Regions from separate parts of the Homo sapiens genome. Here region 2 is linked to region 1. A link is a loop called in an ENCODE intact Hi-C map of the cell type or tissue named here. Cell type or tissue: tibial artery. All regions are shown on one strand. Links, peaks and the distances in the headings refer to the core of each region. The heading gives the core; the rest is flanking DNA. Region 1 overlaps ACKR3 (atypical chemokine receptor 3). Region 2 overlaps LOC105373948 (a long non-coding RNA gene).

Region 1 (2,902 bases), core at 238-2,737:
CCTCACCTGTCCCAGGTAATGACTGGCCTAGAGTCAAGACATTATTTACCGAGTTCATTTAAAGTGGATTCCAGGTTACATATGAGAATTTCCTGGAGGATCAAGGACAAGGGTCAGGGGATCAGGGTCCGGGTGGCTACGCTAGCGGTATGCAAAGCCACAGCTGGGAAGCCGCCCACTCCGAGATCAGACATTCCTGGGTTGGGATTCTGGCTCCTCTATTCATTAGCATTTACCTTGAGAGTTAATCTGTCTGCATCTACCTCCCCAGGACAGCAGCACCTATCTCACAGATACCCTAAGAAGAAAGAAGAAAGGGCCTAATTGAGAGCTTGGCCCTAGCCGATGCTCAATAAAACGTCACCCCCTTCTCCCTCCCTGGCCAGGAAGAAAGAACCCTGGGGATTCTCCCACCTAAGGGAGCGGTTTTTCCCTTCAGCAAAAAGCAGAACCTTGTTTAATTCTATTCCCCTGGAAACCTGGCTCTCACTGGCTGAGTAGTAAATGCCCCCGGGGGAGCTCGCACAGAGACTGGGTTGTTTGATGGGCTTCTCCTTTGGGACAACTTGAACAGAATCCCTGAAAAGTGAGAAATTTCGCGGCCTCGGCTCCACAGCCTCCACATTCACAGCAGAGGACCTGGCGTGAACCCCACTTAGCGGAGACTGTTGCGGGCTTCTGGGCACTTCCCTCTGCGGGATGTAAATGACTGTGGGGTCCCCTCCTCGTGACCTAACCTGACTCAGTGTCCTCCACGGCTGACAGAAAGGGCTGGGCCTCCCAAGACAGCCGCATCCCCTCCACACTCTGAAAGCCTTCCATGGAGGGAACCACGCTGGTCCTGCAGCGGGAGGCCTGGCCGTCCTCAGAGTCACCCACTAGGAGGAATCAAGCCCTGTGACCACGGACTTATGACAAGCCCTGATGCCCAAGCATGGGAGGCTGCCCATGGAGGTGAGCCAGGTCAAGGTCAGGACAGAAACTCAAAGCAGGAGGCTTGGCACACTTGTCCTAAGACGCAGCTCTAGAACTCCAAAAGGACGTAGGCCCAGCAGGGAGCTGAGGACACCCTGTCCTGCCAGACTGCCTCCAGGGTGGACGGGCAACCCCAGGCCGTGCCTTGAAGCTACTATCGCCATCTTTCCTTGGCCACCAAATGACCCAGAGCTGACGTTCCACTCTCCACCCCGTGATGCCAGGAGACAAGGATTTCACCTTTGCTCTCCCCACATGGCTCTACTGCAACAATCCTTGTTCCTTTCTCCCATTTCCTTAAAACGAAACACATTTGCATCATGGCTTGGTTTCCAAAACACTTTCCCCCATGATCTCATCTGACCCCAGAGTCCCGGGGAGCAGAGGAGCTTGAATGGAGGACCGCCCCACAGCTGGGCAGCAGCAGGGACAGCAGCTGGGTCCAGAGGGAGCTCGGCTGGCGCCTGGCTTGGGCTCCCTGCTCTGTCCCCACTGGCACAGCCACACAGCAGAAGCTGCCATAAATCCTGGGGTTTGGGCCATTCACAGGGGCTAGAAAGAAATGACCCTCAGTCTTTGTTCGCCCGAACTTGGATCCCGAATCCGCCCCACCTCTCTCCCCCACCATGGTGACATTCCTCTGGCTCAGGTCTTACTTGCCCTCCAGTGTAGAGACATGTCAGATGCCGGCTGGCCAGGCGCCTGGCCACTGCTCAGCATGGACAGGCCCCAGCAGGAGGCAGGGTCACTCAGTGAGAAGACGCCTGGTTCCCACATCTCGAGTGTGTCCTTCCTTCCAGTTCCTCCACTCTTAGCACAAAATAGACACTCACCCGCTTTGAGCTACCAGCAGCCTTCAGTATTCTCAGAGCCCAGAGTGGGACTGAGAGGTGGAAAAGGGCTCAGGGACCCCCATCCAGCCCTTGGCTTTCTACCTTTGCCTCTTTGGGTGACGAAAATTTGATTTAGGGACCATTGGTCCTCTGAGTCAAAAACAGTATTTCTGAGATAGGCACTTCCCCGCTCAGCCGTCCTCGCCTCTGTCCTTGCTTCTCCCCTCCCGGGTGGCACAGTGGGAAACTTCCAACAAGGGCATGGCTGTTGCTGCCCAAGGGCTGAATGAGAGAGCGGAGGCTGGAGCTCCTCACTGCCCCACCGATCACCGGCCACCTATCATCACTCACCGATCACCGATCCTCAATCATTAACCACCAGTCAGCCCAAGGAACAGCAGCCCACACTGGGGCTGGCCAGGAAACAAAGCCAGAGGCCCACACCCTGACCACCTGCTTTCCTCTCGGGGCCTGGACGGGCCTCTCCCTTCCCACCACCAAAGGTTCCAGGGGTCAGATAGGAAGGAAAGTACAGTGAAAAGGGAGATTAAGCAGACAGTGCAGTCATCAAGTCCTCTGCAAATTCAAATGGGAGCTAAAGAAAACAAAAAACAGAAAAACAAAAATGTCATACTATAGCTTACCCTTTTGTCATTTCGGTATTTTTCATGCATTAGGTTTCAGAAACAAGAGCTGTCTCCAGCAAACAGATTATTATTTGACAAAGACAATCCCCTTATTCAAAATAGGGAACTGCCGTGTAACATGGAAGGTGGCCTGCGACAAAGGCTCTGGCCGCCCCAGCCTGCGTGCAGGACGTTTAGGGTGGGCAGGGCCCACTTTCATTGACCACCATTCACTGATGGTTGTGCGTCCACTATTGGAGCAAAGAATCTTCCTAAATTACCTGCTTAGATCTTAATAAGTGACACTCTCAGAATCCCTGATAGGAACAAAAGCTTCATAGAGCAAACTATGAAATGTGTACCCAGGGCCCCTGGTTCTCAAAAGCCTGGTGACAAAGCTCCCTGCAAAATCTGAAAGTGGAGAGAGGGAGGGAGGCCTCTAATGAACCCCCAGCGGGCCCTGCACAG
Region 2 (2,902 bases), core at 233-2,732, 150 kb before region 1:
TGACTGAGAGAGGCATGCACGTGAGAAAACTTAGGCACCTTCACAGACTGCAGAGCTGCTAGGGACTGAGCCATCTCCTGCTGGTTAACGATGCCCTGAGCATGATGTCTGGATCACCTCAGCTCCATTACAGAAAATCCAAATCCAAAGTGCCAGGTTTAGCTACAAACACGAGGCCTTAAGGACACTAGTAGACTGAAGGAGGTTCAAAGAGCATGTCCAGGAAAAGTTCAAAATCCACCATACATGAGAAGCCATGGAAAGAAAAGATGGTGAGAAGCAGAAGGGGAAAACCCAAGACTTCAGGAGAACGAGAGAACCATCTTCAAATACTTACAGGGCAGCCGTACAGAGCAGGGTGTGGACCAATTTCCTGTGCCTGCAGATTTAGGGTCAATGACAACAGGGGGCTGTATGGGGGGCTTCAAAATACATTCCAATTTGGAGGCTGTTGAAATAGAAGAGCCTCATATGGGAATTCATGTAGAGAGGGCCTCCACGCCCAAAAGCCTGGCATTGTCCTTGATTCAGGAAAGAATAAAACTTGGAGACTGGAATTGGGAAGGCTTCCTGCCTTACTCAGAGAAGGCTCTCGGCACTGCTGTCTCACAATGCTGGACTCACGCCTTCCATCCCTGGGGCTCAGGGCTGCAAATTCAGCTGAAATAATGAGGACACTTTCCCCCAATCTGAAAAGTGGCAGGGGAGGAGGGAGTAAGGAGCCCAGGGAGAAGATTTCCAAATACATGCAAATACATGCACACAGAAATACATAAATAATAAGTTGTATCTGCCTGAAAGTTACCACCTACCTCTTATTTGTTGGACATATTGGGATTCTGGGTAAGATGTTGGTTTGTTGCTTACATTTTTAAAAAACCATTGAGTCCTAGAGAAATGAACTAAATCTAACCATATGCAGCACAGTAGGATATTAAATACGTGAATGAGAAAAATACTAAAAAGTGAATGAATGGGTTAGGGAGTAAGAGAGTGAGGGAATCCCTTCCTCTGCAGGTTGCGATGGTCCCATCGTGCACCTGAAGATGGCAACTAAAGAGAAAAGGTGTCGTTTGAATCTCTGGGCCCACATAGAACCTGCCCAAAGCAACGTGGGGCTAAAGTGTTCCCTGCCATGAACTCTGGCTTAGACAGGTGGACTCCCAGGAAGGGAGGCCAGGTAACCACCAGGAAGTCACTAGCCACTTTGAGTCACTGGCTGCCACATAAGACATCCTTGGGTAGACTTCAGTGCATTTAAGGCTGGAAACTTACTCTCATGCATTATTTCTTGTAATGTCATTTACTTGTTCTCTTTAAACTTTTTTAACTCTCTGCCCCTTTCCCTCTTGTGGCATCTCTTCCAGGCAATGCAACAGAGCTTCTATTTCCTGGCAGATGGACCATGAGCCTGGGCCAGAGAATCTGGTGCTGAGCTGCTGCAGTCAGCTGAGCTGCTTACGTAACCTGAAGGCTCTCCTGGGAGGACCATGCTGTGAAAGGCAGCTCTGGTTTGCTTCCCCTCAGATAATGTTTATATGGCCTTTTGGTCAGAGAAGAAGCAAAGATAATCCCCCTGACCCTCAGGTTGAGGAGACACAGATCGGCCTTTGCTGAGGGTAGCACAGCAAATGAGGATGCATCTCCCAGCAGGTGACGTGCCCGGTCCTGTGACTCATGCCCTTTATCCCAGTAAGTGATCTGGCTCTGGTAAAGTGCCCTAGGGAGCCTTGCCTGGACAAGGAGCACCTCGTGATAGTCTGCCCTGTGCAACCCGCTGCTGTTTCTGACGAGGTTAAGCTGGATTCAAATGCTAGGTGACAGGACCTTGCCTTGCACGATGGTTTCTTACCCCACAATATTCATCTCAGGGGTGAGCAGGCTAGCAACATTCTTGGATGACATGGCCATTCTGGTGAGATGGTAAATGCCTGGGGCCTGGACTCTGAAGATCTTCACGAGGTCACTCCCGCATGACTGTCCTGAATAGGCAAAGCAGTCTGCCTGATGTAGCCACCCCACTTTCTAGGGTCAATGACCCATCTGCGGCTCCCAGCCTGGGAGTCCTAGATGCTTAGATTAGGTTCTTTTTCTCTCTTAGGGTCAAATGCAAACAAAAATGCTGTGAGACGCAGGACATCAGGGGCATCCCAGGGCCTGAATATTCTTACTCTGACCAGAGCCGGCTCCGGGCAGCTGTCAGCCATGCCTTAAAAATCAGAAGTCTGCACACTTTTTCCGTAAAGGGCCAGGTATTAAATCTTTCAGGTTCATGGGCCACATGTGGTCTCAGATGCAACTACCCAGCACTGCCATTGTGGCATGGAAGCAGCCATAGAGACTTTGTAAATGAATGGGCACGGTGGCATTCCAATAAAACTTCATTTACAAAAACAAGCCATGGGCTGGATTTGGACTATGAGTTATACTTTGCCAACACCTGGTTTAAATTAAATCTGAACTTCCCTCGGAGGTGGACATATTCCCCCTTCTAAGTTCTCTCTTTTTTTTTTTTTTTTTTTTGAGACAGAGGCTTGCTCTGTCACCCAGGATGGAGTGCAGTGGCAAAATCTCAGCTCACTGCAAATTCTGCCTCCCAAGTTCAAGAGATTCTCCTGCCTCTTGAGTAGCTGGGATTACAGGCACCCGCAACCATGCCTGGCTGATTTTTGTATTTTTACTAGAGACAGGGTTTCACCATGTTGGCCAGGCTGGTCTCAAACTCCTGACCTCAAGTGATCCGCCCGCCTCAGCCTCCCAAAGTGCTGGGATTACAGGCGTGAGCCACGGTGCCTGGCCTTGCCTTCCATTACTAACCACTTGCCTGAAATGCTATTGAAATACACCTCTTAGTGGGTGTTTGGATTTGTGGTGCACAGGGGCTGCCAGATCGAATACAGGA

What was found. Peaks named below come from ENCODE experiments on the same cell type or tissue, not always from the same donor. Only the 100,000 strongest peaks of a DNase experiment are listed, where the experiment ranks them.
Region 2: a loop joins it to region 1, with 5 times the contacts of the local background. A loop is called at or near these places in 19 of 110 quality-filtered maps.

Annotation. Positions count from the first base shown.
Region 1 is chr2:236,576,403-236,579,304 of GRCh38, reverse strand. All of the region lies in intron 1 of ACKR3 (atypical chemokine receptor 3), which reads right to left. Among named protein-coding and RNA genes, the nearest start is that of ACKR3, 8.0 kb to the right of the region's middle. In tibial artery, for the core only: no CTCF peak of the experiment used is centred there; DNase peaks (open chromatin) are centred at 564, 1,104, 1,164 and 1,604; H3K4me3 peaks cover 963 bases; H3K27ac peaks cover 2,500 bases.
Region 2 is chr2:236,731,018-236,733,919 of GRCh38, reverse strand. LOC105373948 (a long non-coding RNA gene) reads left to right here. Exons shown (of 6, transcript XR_924022.2): 5 at 1,368-1,653; 6 at 2,102-2,397. Among named protein-coding and RNA genes, the nearest start is that of ACKR3, 160 kb to the right of the region's middle. In tibial artery, for the core only: a CTCF peak has its summit at 1,329 (motif pointing left); DNase peaks (open chromatin) are centred at 1,449, 1,729 and 2,119; H3K27ac peaks cover 2,500 bases.